2 separate regions of the Mus musculus genome follow, and region 1 is linked to region 2. The links are chromatin contacts, found by Hi-C or POLR2A ChIA-PET in ENCODE. All regions are on one chromosome and are shown on one strand. Each heading gives the region's core, a stretch centred on a gene start or an enhancer-like site at or near the end of the contact. The rest is flanking DNA. Distances are from core to core; before and after follow the strand shown.

Region 1 (6,594 bases), core at 465-2,964, 35 kb after region 2:
CCAGTGCAGAAGACTGCATTTTGCTGTTGTTCATGGTCTTCCCCCTCTTCCACTACTTTATCTACTCTCAGAAGAGCTATGGCTATCAGACCAAGAGGGAGAGAAGTGTGTAGGGCGTGCCTCAGCCTTAGCTGACACTTGTAAATGTCTCTTTTATTTCCTCAGAGGAAGGGATGAGATGAGAGCTGTACCCAGGTTATATGGATACATGGCTTGGAATGAACCCAGAGTGTTTCCTTCTCTGTTCTAAATATCCCTAGATCTATGCCTGGAACCTTCTAGCCTCCATACAATCTAATCTTCTGAGCTGACTGATTCAATCTGGCTTCTTACTGAATTGCTCTGACTGGCTTCATACTAACTTTGGCAATATGTTCTAATATGTTCTGACTCTCATTCTCTGACTCATTCTGTCTTCACTTGTATCTAGTTTGTTCCCTCTGTAACCTATCTCAGTAAAACTGTTTTTGTAAAACTGCCATACACATATACTACCCACCTCCCCACTCCACCTCTCTCTCTCTCTCTCTCTCTCTCTCTCTCTCTCTCTCTCTCCTCCCTCCCATAACTAGCATCTGTTTCCTGTCTGTTTTTCTGTGAGTTGGACGTATCCTATCTCTCACTCAATTTTTTTCCTGATTCATAACTTTGCCCTTCAATTAAACATCAATTTCAAACATGGATGCTTCCTTCAACAAACTAGCCTTATCTTCATTGTCAGGGATTACAGGTATGTGCTAAGGGAGTGTGTGTATTCCAGCCAGATCATACTGTAATCCAGTGTGGATCATGGCCAGATCATATCTTTGGCTACGGTTATTGAGAGGAGCCATGTTGCCCAATTAAAATTCCTCCACAGGCATTTCCTGCCAAAGGCAACAAAACTTGCAGATGGACATGAGACTCACGTTTTAAACTAAAGCAAAGCAATTCTTACAGAAATGAGACCAATTAAAACAGGTGACAATGGCCAAAACATTAAGGCCTGTAGACATTTCCTAATGGGAAAAGGGGCTATACAGTAAAAAATATGTCTGTATTACACAGATCCAACTGTATCTGGGCACTGATTCTCTTCTCAGAGTGGCCACATTGAATCAGTTTCGCTTTTCTGTATTTACCTTCTATTGTGTCATTGGTCTATGAAGGACAGGTGGCAGAGCTTGATTTGTTAGGGACCCTAACAGTGTCAGACCCTAACAGTCTGTTTCCAGGTCCTATGCTGTAGGACTTCATTCCCATTCTGGGACGTTCTATTCTCGTCGGAAGATTGGACAAAGAACTGTGATGAGACCTCTCCAAGAACACTTGAGCCTTTGGGGACAAGAACACTTCTGTTTGGGGACCGTGGTCGATTTCCAGCATCTACACTTGCTGATGCGGTGGTGGATTCTCTCTGTGTAACTTCCAGTTCATTTAGATTGCTTTTAACTCCTTGGGAATCGTTTCTGTCATGGCCGTGAGGGGGAGATAGGCAACAAATCTCAAGCTGCAGATCCTCCCCTCAGTCTGAGGAACAGCCCAATCATTCCATAGGAGAAAGGCTAGAGGCGTTGGCGCGTCGCCCTCCTCATCCCCAGGGGGCGCCAGCGGCCCGGAGCCAGCCTCATTCTCAAGCGCACGCTCTCTTTAGCAGTGCGGTGGCGGCTCCAGCCACGACTCCCGGTCGCGTCGGAGTTCCCCGGCAGCCAATCAGAACTCTCCATGTACTAACGGGGGCGGGGCTGCGGAGGGCGGAGGAAGATGGCGGCGGGGGCTAGGTGAGGTGTTGGCAGTGGCGAGGGGCTCGGGCGCGGGGGGTGGGGGGACGCGGAGCGATGGCCCGCGCCGGCCGCTGGGGCGGATAAGACCCTGTCGCGCCGCGGGTGTGGGCCGGAGGGAGGTGACGGTGCCCGAGCGCCACAGGAGTATGACGGGGCTGTACGAGCTGGTGTGGCGGGTGCTGCACGCGCTGCTCTGCCTGCACCTCACGCTCACCTCCTGGCTCCGCGTTCGCTTCGGCACCTGGAACTGGATCTGGCGGCGCTGCTGTCGCGCCGCCTCCGCCGCGGTCCTAGCGCCGCTCGGCTTCACGCTCCGCAAGCCCCGGGCCGTCGGCAGGAACCGGCGTCATCACCGGCACCCGCACGGGGGACCGGGACCGGGACCGGGACCGGCCGCCACCCATCCTCGGCTGCGCTGGCGCGCGGACGTCCGGTCCCTGCAGAAGCTGCCGGTGCACATGGGCCTGTTGGTCACGGAGGAAGTGCAGGAGCCCAGCTTCTCAGACATCGCCAGCCTCGTGGTGTGGTGTATGGCCGTGGGGATCTCCTACATTAGCGTCTACGACCACCAAGGTGAGGCCGGGTGGGAGGTGGGGTGACCGAGGCACTTCCGAGTCTGAGGACTACGTTTCTAGCTAGTTTGTTCCCGGTCGTCCTGCGAGGCCGCCGCCCTCTCCAGGCCCTGCGAGTTTCGGTAGCCCTTGGCCCTTACACTGTGCTGGTGCTTTCGAGGAAGGGAGATCAGTCTTATTGAACGTTGACGTTGACAAAGTCTTTAGATTTGGTTAGTGTTTGTAACATGTAAAAGATATTTAATGTAGTCCGTTAAGGGAGGTGGTTTTCTCTGGCTTTGTTTCACGAAAGAGGGAGCTGACGTTCAGAACATTAACTGATTTGCCCAAGGTCATAAAAGTAACGGGGAGTTAACCAGTCTGTGCGCTCTTCAAAGTGTCTCTTCAAGGGGGTTCAATGAACTCATCTTAAGGGCGACCAAGCAGTGGCGGCTTTATACGTGAGCTGCATTGTAGGATTTCCAAATGAGCTCTCTTGGAGTTAGGTGGCATTTGAATGGGGTTTCTGAAAAGTGTGTGAGAGTTTTGATAGGCCTGGAAAAAGGCCTGAAATCACGTGTTGCCATTTCACCTTAGAGGCCAGTACAGTACTAGATACACTTGTGTTCCTTCAAGTAATCAAGGCAGTGGATTTCACCACGGGTTTGTTAAGGACAGAACTCAACACTTACTGCATGACAAGCCTAAAGCGTTAGTTATAATGGCAAATATATTTCTTGGAATTTTGCCTTCGTCTCAGGCTGGAGGGGAGAAAGGGACACACTCACAGAGGTGATGGATGACATTTGGGGAGTGTTTCTACTAGAAAGGAGATTCTGAAAGGAGGAACTTGAGAGTTGGGGTAGAGGAGATGAAATGTTAGTAGGGGATTGAAGACCAGGAGCGAGATAAAGAGGAGGCTCTAAATGTCAGCCTTGCATTTCCGTCAAGTCTAAGTGCCTTGGTGTTTCCTTAAAGCTAGAGATGGGCTGAGTAGGGTGAGTCAGGAGGATTGGTATGCAGGAAAGAAAAATGACGGCTTTCTTCTCCGGTAAACTGCCTGCATGCTCCGGAGAAGCAATTTTGAGTTTTGCCTTTAAATCTTTGTCAGCTATGTATTTGAGTTTGGGGTTTGGTTGGGGTAATAGTAACCTCTGACTACTTTATTCTCTTTTACAGCTAGCAAGGAGGATGACTCCCCAGGAGTCTGTCATCTGAAGTGATAATTTGCCCTATAGGGTAAAGTGCAATATATTCAGAGACTGACAATACAGAGTTTCCCGAAGGACTCATGAAACCAGTAGAAGTCTAGGAGGCGACATGGCCCTTGCCTGACCCAGTGCAGTCAGTAGTGTGGGATATAATAAGACAATAAAAAAGGAAATCAAAGGCATTAAGTAACGTGGATTGACGTACATCCAGTAGGAAGGAAAGCTAGAGCTGAGTTGTTTGACAAGACTGCTTCCAAGCAGGAGTTCACAATACATCCACACTTCCTTGTTCCTGCAGTTCCTGTTACTCAATTTCTGGTGTGATTCAAGTCCTGTGTCATATGCTCTTTGAGGGAAAATTATTAGCAAGGAAAAGAAGCCAACTTAAGCCAAGTTTTGACCTAGAACTAAATGGGGATTTAAGGGGCATTTTTTTTTTTTAACTGAATAGACTTCAAGGATTCTGTGTGCTTCTGTAGAAGCACTTTGTTTTAAAGGCCATAATTTCATAGTTTGAATAAGAGATCTTTACATATCCTGGCTTTTGACTGGTTCTTTCTTTCAGCAAGCCCAAGTTGGGTGTATATGAAATAGCATAGCTTTCTAAGCATGAGAAAGCATGCAGGAGTCAATGAGAACAGAACATAACGAATACATCTAATATAAGTGTGCTGGACAATTTATAGTTTTAGACACACAATGGGGAAAAGATAGGGGAGGGGAGAGGAGGTGATAGCCGGAAGGGAAAGCTCAGGTTTGAAAGTACAGAGAGACCTTGGAATAGGTAAAGGTGTTTAAACGTTCTTCTGTTTCCTCTAGTATGCCTCTATTTAAGATTGTTTTGCTATAGATATTTAGAAAAGTTTTTGTGTATTGACATGTACATAAACGAGAAAACTTTCAAGGAGGGATAGCTACTATATATCAATGCAGACCCATATGTAAGTCGTGACAAATGAGTACGAAAGACCAGGGAGAGAAACGGGGAAATCCCCTTGAAGTGCTGTTGTCCCCCGGTGGCTCTAGGAAGAAGGGAAAGTGACCTTTGCATTGGAACTCCCAAAGGTACATAGGATTAGGAGCTCAAACACTCCCTTGTCCCTCCCTATATGTGAATTGGAAATGCCACCTCTTTGGTGGCTTTCCCATTAGATTTTCCTTAACGTGTTGAATTGGTCATTGGGAACAGTGAGTATAACAGGTAGGCTTCTGTAGCAGAATGTTGGAAAACAATGTAAGATGAATGCCCAGGCAGCTGTTTTGCTCATATGTTGTAGAAATCTATCCCAAAGTTCAGTGTTTTAAAATAATTACGTGTTGACTCAGTACAATTGGGCAATTTTCCTTGCAGTCACTTACATACATAGATTGCAGTCAGTCAATTGGCAGAGACATAAAGGTTGCCATGTGTCATCCATTTTATGCCTGATTCATAGTGGCTGGAGTGGAAGAGATGGTCACCTGTCTTCATAAGGCTACTATAGGCTTTTTTATATAATAGAGACTTCAAAATGATCCACTTGCCTTCAGATCAAAAGTTCTGAGAATCAGACCAAATCTGCAAGGCCTTAGGACCTAGTTTAAGCAAGCAGTCACACTGTCTGTCTGGAATGAAGGCAGTAGATTTTACTTCTCAGGGGGAAAATGGCTTATGCCTCAAGGTAGAGCTGAAGGGTGTTGATAGCAGCCACTGTGGAGACAAGCCTATGATTTAATTTCCCCCTAGCCTACATCTCATCAACCTCACATCTGTATTTAAATACCATTCATTCTGATTATGATGGGCTATAGGTTGCTTTTAATTCTTAGACTAAAATACCCATTGACATTTACTTTCATTTGTCTCTTCCTGTGAACCAATGACCAAGTTTGTTTGCTTTTGTCTTGGTAGGCTGGCCTCCAACTTAAGGTTCTCCTGCCTCAGCTTCTCTGCTGCTGGGATTACAGGCATGGGTCTGGTTTTTAGTTGTTTGTTTATTTATTTATTCTGAAGTGAGTTCTTCACCTGGAGTGTCTTATGTTTTGGTGGTCACTCTGGGGATTGAACTCTGGGCCTTTGGCACTGTAGCCCTGAGCGATTCAGTTAAGCCTATGTACTTCTTCATTATACTTGCCAACCGTTTTGATTATGCTAACTTCTGCTGTATTTATTCATTGAAAGTTAAAGTTTTCTTAGAAGATTGGTCAGGAAATTTTGAGCTCACGGTTCTTATAAGGAGAATTGACTATTTTATCTGTGTGTTTATGATTTAGAAAATGATTATGATAGGAATTGTGTTTAAAAAAAAGTGTTTCTTAAATGTATTTGATGATACAGCCTTGGGGCTCTTCTGCTTTTTTGTGTTCACTTGAAGTACACAGTGCTCCAAATAGTCGGGTTGGGTACCCCTTATTGCCCAGTTGGGTTGGTACTACGATTACAGTAGGTCTGTTTAGGGGAGTTTGAGAAAGAGTCCTTGAACGTTCATGGCACCACTGACTCATCACACTTACTGATCAGCTGAATTAAGGTATTCCAACCCAGGCTTTGCTATTTTTATCAAGCTACTTATGTGGTGCTTCTGCACTCTGGAGTTTGACCTGAACGTAGAACAAAAGGTACTGTGCCACTTGCCTTATGTAAGAATAATCATGAGTTGGAGATGGAGATGCAGTTTAGTGGATATGGTACCGAGACCCAGCATACGCATGTGCTCACACACATGCACAGGCACATGCACACACCTCATTTCAGCTTTTACATTCTTATTCACATATGAGGACAATTTGGGGGTAGCGTTACTTATTATAAATAGAAACGAGTCAGCAAGGTATTATTTTCTGTATTATGAGAGTTGTCCTTTCTGCCTTTATCTCTTTATTTGTAAATCTGTGCTGTGCAATAGATTTTGGGTAGTTATTTCTCACTAGCCCTAAAGAGACTGCCCAGTGCCACCTCAGCCTTCACAACCGATTTCTCCCCCAGCTCTGTATCTCTACATTTAGGCTATTTGTTTCCACCTCTTTCTGGAGTATTCACCTTCTGTTTTGGAAATGACTATCTCTGATCCTTGTGAGTACCTTCATCTC
Region 2 (5,902 bases), core at 1,785-4,284:
TCTTCCCTCTCTGACCCCTTTCTCCTCCCCCCACGTGTTCCTGTCCAGTCTATTCTCCCCCCTCCAACCCCACTCCCCCATCTCTACTTCCTTCTCAACTCCCCTTCCCATGTCCTAAATAAACTCTACTCTATACTAAAAAAAAAAAGTGTTTTCCCAACCACTAGATTAATTTGATGTAGTATTACCTAAAAACAGAAGGACAGAGTAAAAGTTGCATTTTGGAAGGATATGAACGTTCCTTTTGTGTAAGTATTGTTTGTTTTATTCATTTATCTATATCTGTTTTCTTAAGACAGGGTTTCATGTGGCCCAGACTGGCCTGAAACTTCTGATCCTCCTGTCTCCACCATCTAAAGACTGAGATTACGGATACAAATTACCCACCCTGGAGTTATCCATGTCTTGAGACTATAAAAACATTCTATTATAAGTACTAATCTCTGAAACAACTAAACTTGGTATACGTTTATTACACGGATAGCAAGCAGCGTCACCTATGACTTCAGCATCCTTAAAGACTAGTCAGAAGGCCTAGTTTACTTATTGAGACAAAATTAAGACTGAGTAAGAAAGCACCAAAATCTCTTATAAGATTAACACTGAGGATCTCAGTAGATTGTCAACAGTTCACAGAACATCCCAAGAGTCTGAATATGGCACACTAGGTGTACTTGGAAAGTTGTGACTGGCCATAAGTCTTTTCACAGCAGTACACAGTTATAATACGAAAACTATGTAAGATGTCTTATGTATAAAAATTGTCACAGGTGAATCATGTATAGTTGAATATACTAAGCAGAAAAACCAAATTATCCTCCTCATCATTTCTAAGGTCTCTGAATCAAGAGTTGCAATTATACTGAAAACCACACACTGTGATATGCTAGCATTCTTTACTTTAAGAAGTAATGCTACTTCCTAAGATGGGACATGGACTTAGAATATGTAAGTATAATTTCCTGGAAAAAAAAACACGCAAGTTATTACATGCACAGTCTAGTAGAGAAATATTCTTTCAAATTATTTAAAAATTTAAAAAACTTGAATACCTTCTAGTCATAGGGAAAAAAATATTTTTCTCAAAATCAGACCTTATTGCTAACATCAGAAAGTACTATTGTTTAGCTTCCTTAGGTCATTTAAAAAACAAGTTAAAATTGTTTTATGTTTTAAAAGCCACTTATCTCCAGTATATGGTTAAATATGGAGATGGTATGTAAGTTATTTGGCAAAAGCTACTCTTAATCTTTGATCTTTAAAGCTAAAATACCATTTTAAAAGCCACTAAATACTACCTGAAAACTCAGCTTTAGGAATTACCATTCATTGGAGAAAAAAAAAAAAAATCAAGAGACAGCCTTATCTACACTTAATGCTTTTACATAAGTACTTTCATCCCACTCTTTCCAAAAAGAAACCATAGCATCCTGAATATGTAAGATGCTAATCAAATATTAGTGGCAAATGTTTTTCATGGCTAACTAATATGAAAGACTGTTGAGCACTAAGCAAGGACAGGAAACCAATCTAGCATACACATGAATCTGTACACAACAGGCCCTATCATTATTACAGTTAACAGTAAAGAGGAGCTCTTAAGAAAGCTAAGGCACAAAGAACTTCACACATAACAAAGTATCTCTCTTTTTTTTTAATCCTTTTTAAAATCAAAGAGCTACTCTCTACTGAAATTGTCTATTTTTAAAAGGTTTCCCATATAATGTTAGTACACCATAATTTCTAAATCTTGTAATACTGGCCTAGTTGAATTTTCCACACAAAATGGGAGGTTTGGAATTCCTGTTTGCAATCACACTCCCCTTGCTCTGATTAGAGACCTAAGCAAAGGATTGTCTTTACATAGTCTCAAAGGTCTGAAATTAGGGAAAATACTGTAAAATACAAAGACATACCATCTCACTCAATACTAGAAGTTATTTGAATATTGACAGCTCTAAAGACATAGCTGCCCGTAATATCTGCCAAGTGTGAATGTAAACTGAGAAGGTAGATAGGAACATATATATTCCATTACATTTCCCCAAGAGCTTTGATCGGATTCCCCTAAGTTCATGCATGTCTCTGTGTACAGACACGGACGTTGATCTGGGCTATTGGATGAAAATAATCAGAGCTGCATCTGTCTGAAAATACATCATCTAGCTTGTCATTATCAAAGCAGAAGAGGAGAGTTGAGGTATTCCCCGACAGAAGATCTTGGTAATAACACCTACAAGGCAGGTAGTGTGATTAGCTCCTGTCCCCACCGCATGAGATGCTGGGAGGTGGATGACAGGACGTCTGGAGACCCACACATCAGTCTGCATCCTTTTCCTCCCCCACCCGCTCCGCACTCCTTTGCTTCACTCACGTATAAAACGCACTCTCCATCGCATTCGAAGCTGAGGTGTCCAGTGGGTAGGTTTTTAAGGATCATTTTCCTAGTGCTTTAAATGGGATCTAACGACCTCGGACAGCCTGGGGTTGAATGCTATTGCTGCCAGCCCCCGAGGCTCACCTCAAGCTTGTGGTTGATCTGGGACACAGTCTGGGCTTTGTGGCATAGCTGCGCAAAGCAGGAGCTAAGGCTGGTCATCTTCTGACGCCCCTCATAAGTGATGTCCGCCTGGTCCGGATCGATCTCGCCCAAAAGCAGATCCACATCCACGAAGGCCTTGTCGAACTCCTTCTCCAGCACCTCAAGCCATCGGAACATGGACACCCCGCCAGGGGAGACCCCCACAGGGCAGGAGGAGCCCCCTGGGCCGCCGCCGGCTCCCGCCGGGCATGGGCCACCCGCCGACATGGCGCCGTCCAGGGCCTCGCCGACTGCTGCTCACTCTGGCCGCCCGCCCCGCGCGAGGGGAACTGCTAGCACCGCGGCGCCCCCCGCGCGCGCGCACACACAGACACACACGCACACACACACAGACACACACCCGCCGGTCCCCTCCCTTCCCTCGCGCCGCCAACGCCGGCAGCGCAGCTCCAGAGCAGCAAAGGAAGCGGGGCTGAAGCAGCGACAGCGACACGGAAGACCCGCCCCGCCCGCAAGCCGGCCCGCCCCCGCCGCGCGTGCGTAGCGGAGCCCAGAGCAGGCGCAGCCCAGAGGGAGAAAGTGGGCGGGGCCGTACGAGAGCTTAGCCAATGAAAAGCCTTCGCCTCCACAAGCCTGTCTGCGACCATTTTGACGACCGGCAAAACCCTGAGAAGCAAAGGGTTGAGGTGGCCCCTTGCAAGTGGGGAAGACCGGAGGAAGGGAAGGGAAAGATTCCACGTCGCAGAGGGGACCGGCTTCCGCCAGTTTGGCTTCACAGTGGGCCTGGAACCGGTCCACAGACGTCTAGCAAAGTTGCTACTGGGGTGTCAAGGGGCTCGGGTGGGAGCGGGGAGGGCCGTGTGTGCATGCGCAATAGCCACGTTTTCTCTTCCGATTTCCAGCTCTTAGGGCGGGAGGGTGGGGACACTGGCTAATGTTGCTAAACCTGACGGTGCATTCCAGCCAGAAGCTGCCTATGGAAGCTACTGAGCAAGTTTTGTTGAATCAATGGTTCCTCCTTCTATGATTGACAAGCTGGGGTTCTAGGCCAATGTATTATTACATACTAGCTGCCCCACCTCAGTGGTGTTACCTTGCTTGGGTAACAAGGTTTCCAAAGTTTACTTCACTTGGCAATTAAGGTAAAGTGAAAGTGTTATCACTTGGTACATAGCACTCATCTTACTGCATCACAGATCGTATATTTCTAAAGCAACCACTTGGGATGCTGTAATCATCTTATAAACTAGTATTGTGCTCGTTCCCATGTTATTTTCATATGTTCATAAACATTGAATACATATCCCGATTGAGGCACTGAGGACATAAAATCTAATGAAACGACCTCATCCAAGCCGAACTAGTAAGACAGTGAGGCTCTCACGACTTTTAATTCCAGTGTTGCGTGCATTTGAGAGCATTTATCAAGAGCTTTCTTTGTGTCCTGCCTCTCATCTCTTCCACTTCTCCAACTCCACCCCTGTCTAAACCAACAGTAGACTGTCCGGAAGGGAAAGGAGAAGCCAGACTAATTAGAGTAGGCAGGTAGGAATTGTGCTTCCTGACTCGCCTACGGGAGTATGTGGAAAATTAGTCCATAATCTTTCGGAAGTTGTTCTTGGGACGGACCTTTCTAATAAATCATCAACCAAAGTCTGCATGGCATTGTGTGCCTCTCATCAAAGCAGTACCAATAAGAATTAAGAAATAACAGATTTAGTTTGCACTCTGGTTACTCCAATGCATGACTGCTTACCATCAAGCAAAAGCTATTATGACTTCAGCAAACTTAGACAAGTAAAACTAACCATGCAACTCTTCCCTTGAGTTTAGTCAGAGACTGTCTCATAGGCTTAGTACACAATAGTATAAAACATCCTCTTCGAATGGTTGGTTGTATTTTATATATAAATATATAATAAAATAATTTATCTATATCTACCTACCTATACACACACACACACACACACATCCCACTATCTGCTACTTAGCAGTAGATGTGACTATGTAGCAGTTGCCACATCCTGTGTGCTCATTTTCTTGGTATTCAGTGGTGACTTTAAATGTTTATGAGGTTTCCTAATAGAACATTTTGCCCGCTTTGATTTGGGATTTTGCAATTCTGGAAGTCACAACAGAACATGAATGTGGAAAAAGAGGCTTGATGGGTGTTTGGCCTAAATGTGTGTGTGTGTGTGTGTGTTTGCCCTAAATGTATGTGTATGTCTGTGTATCATAAGCATGCATGGCTCTCACAAAGGCCAGAATAGAGTACCAGACCCTCTGGAACTGGAATTACAGATTCTGTTAGCCACTATGTGAGTTCTAGGAACTAAATTCCTCTTCAGCAAATACTCTTATCTACTAAGCCATCTCTCCAGTCTCCTTGCCTACCACCCCTCATGCCAGTCTGTTATATTTTTGTATACAATATTTGCAAGAACACTGAGAAAACTCCAGGCTATTTTCTCTAATGATACTTCTCCCTGCCTGCTGAGGAACATGAAATAAATAAATAAAACTTACTGTGTGAGAATGGGGAAATACTTGGAACAATAACGATACCTTTTAATTAAGAATGCTCTATGTATAGAGTTATTTCTTTGATTCTCAAAGCATCCTACAGTAAGTATAATTACTCTTTTATAAGTACATTGTAGACAGATTAAATGTTTTAGTAATGGCACACAGCAGACATTTTAATGTAGGTCTCTTTGGCATTAGCTACAGGATACAGAAGAATAAGGAATCTATTTCATATTGCTAGTATGAAAAATTGGCAGACCTTTTGTGAAAGCCTTTTGAGACAGTATTTCTCAGGTGTATACATATAAAACTATAAACAACGTGTAAAAATGCATTTCCCATTGTAACGCCTTTTAGATAAATCACACAAGTGCAAATTATATTTCTTTTAAAATACCAAATTTACTAATTACGTGAGAGACTCTGAAGTATATTTTGTGCTTATGTGACCATTCTTTTATTTTTTTAATGAATGAGACAATTTATTAACCCAGCATCCATCTAATGCTTCTTGTTGGCAGTTGCCACCTGTCCTGAGATCCTGTCCAGATCTCTCTGTCCCTGAGGTGTTAGCTTTCCGCCCCCATCTTGGTCCTTTTCCACCATTTTCAGCCCCTCCAGGGCTTGGAGGTCCCGGTGGGCCACACTCTTAGAGCCGCTGCTGAAGTGGCTGGGCCTGACACCATTTCTCTGCCTTCCTCTGTAGATCTTGGTCATAGAACCAACCCCTGCACCCCCGTGGAGGTACAGGTGCCGTGCTGTGGAAGCAGCTCATGTGTAGAACCAGTTCTCATATGGGGCAAGCTCTTTATGTTTGGCCAGCTTGACTGTTTC

Evidence for each region. A loop is a pair of places that touch in the nucleus more often than their neighbours do. ChIA-PET counts read pairs that join two places held with the same protein, here RNA polymerase II (POLR2A).
Region 1: a map of left cerebral cortex shows a loop between it and region 2 (5-fold over the local background). The contact joins the promoter of Nus1 here to the promoter of Gopc in region 2. A Hi-C loop is called at or near these places in 14 of 37 maps with a recorded cell type or tissue (T-helper 17 cell, T-helper 2 cell, adrenal gland and 4 more). POLR2A ChIA-PET finds 5 or more read pairs at or near these places in 4 of 5 experiments (Patski and embryonic stem cell).

Annotation. Positions count from the first base shown.
Region 1 is chr10:52,415,833-52,422,426 of GRCm38, forward strand. It overlaps Nus1 (NUS1 dehydrodolichyl diphosphate synthase subunit), which reads left to right and starts at 1,715. Exons shown (of 5, transcript NM_030250.2): 1 at 1,715-2,336. The coding sequence starts at 1,910.
Region 2 is chr10:52,379,090-52,384,991 of GRCm38, forward strand. It overlaps Gopc (golgi associated PDZ and coiled-coil motif containing), which reads right to left and starts at 3,035. Exons shown (of 9, transcript NM_001199272.1): 1 at 2,522-3,035. The coding sequence starts at 2,809. It also overlaps the pseudogene Rps19-ps10.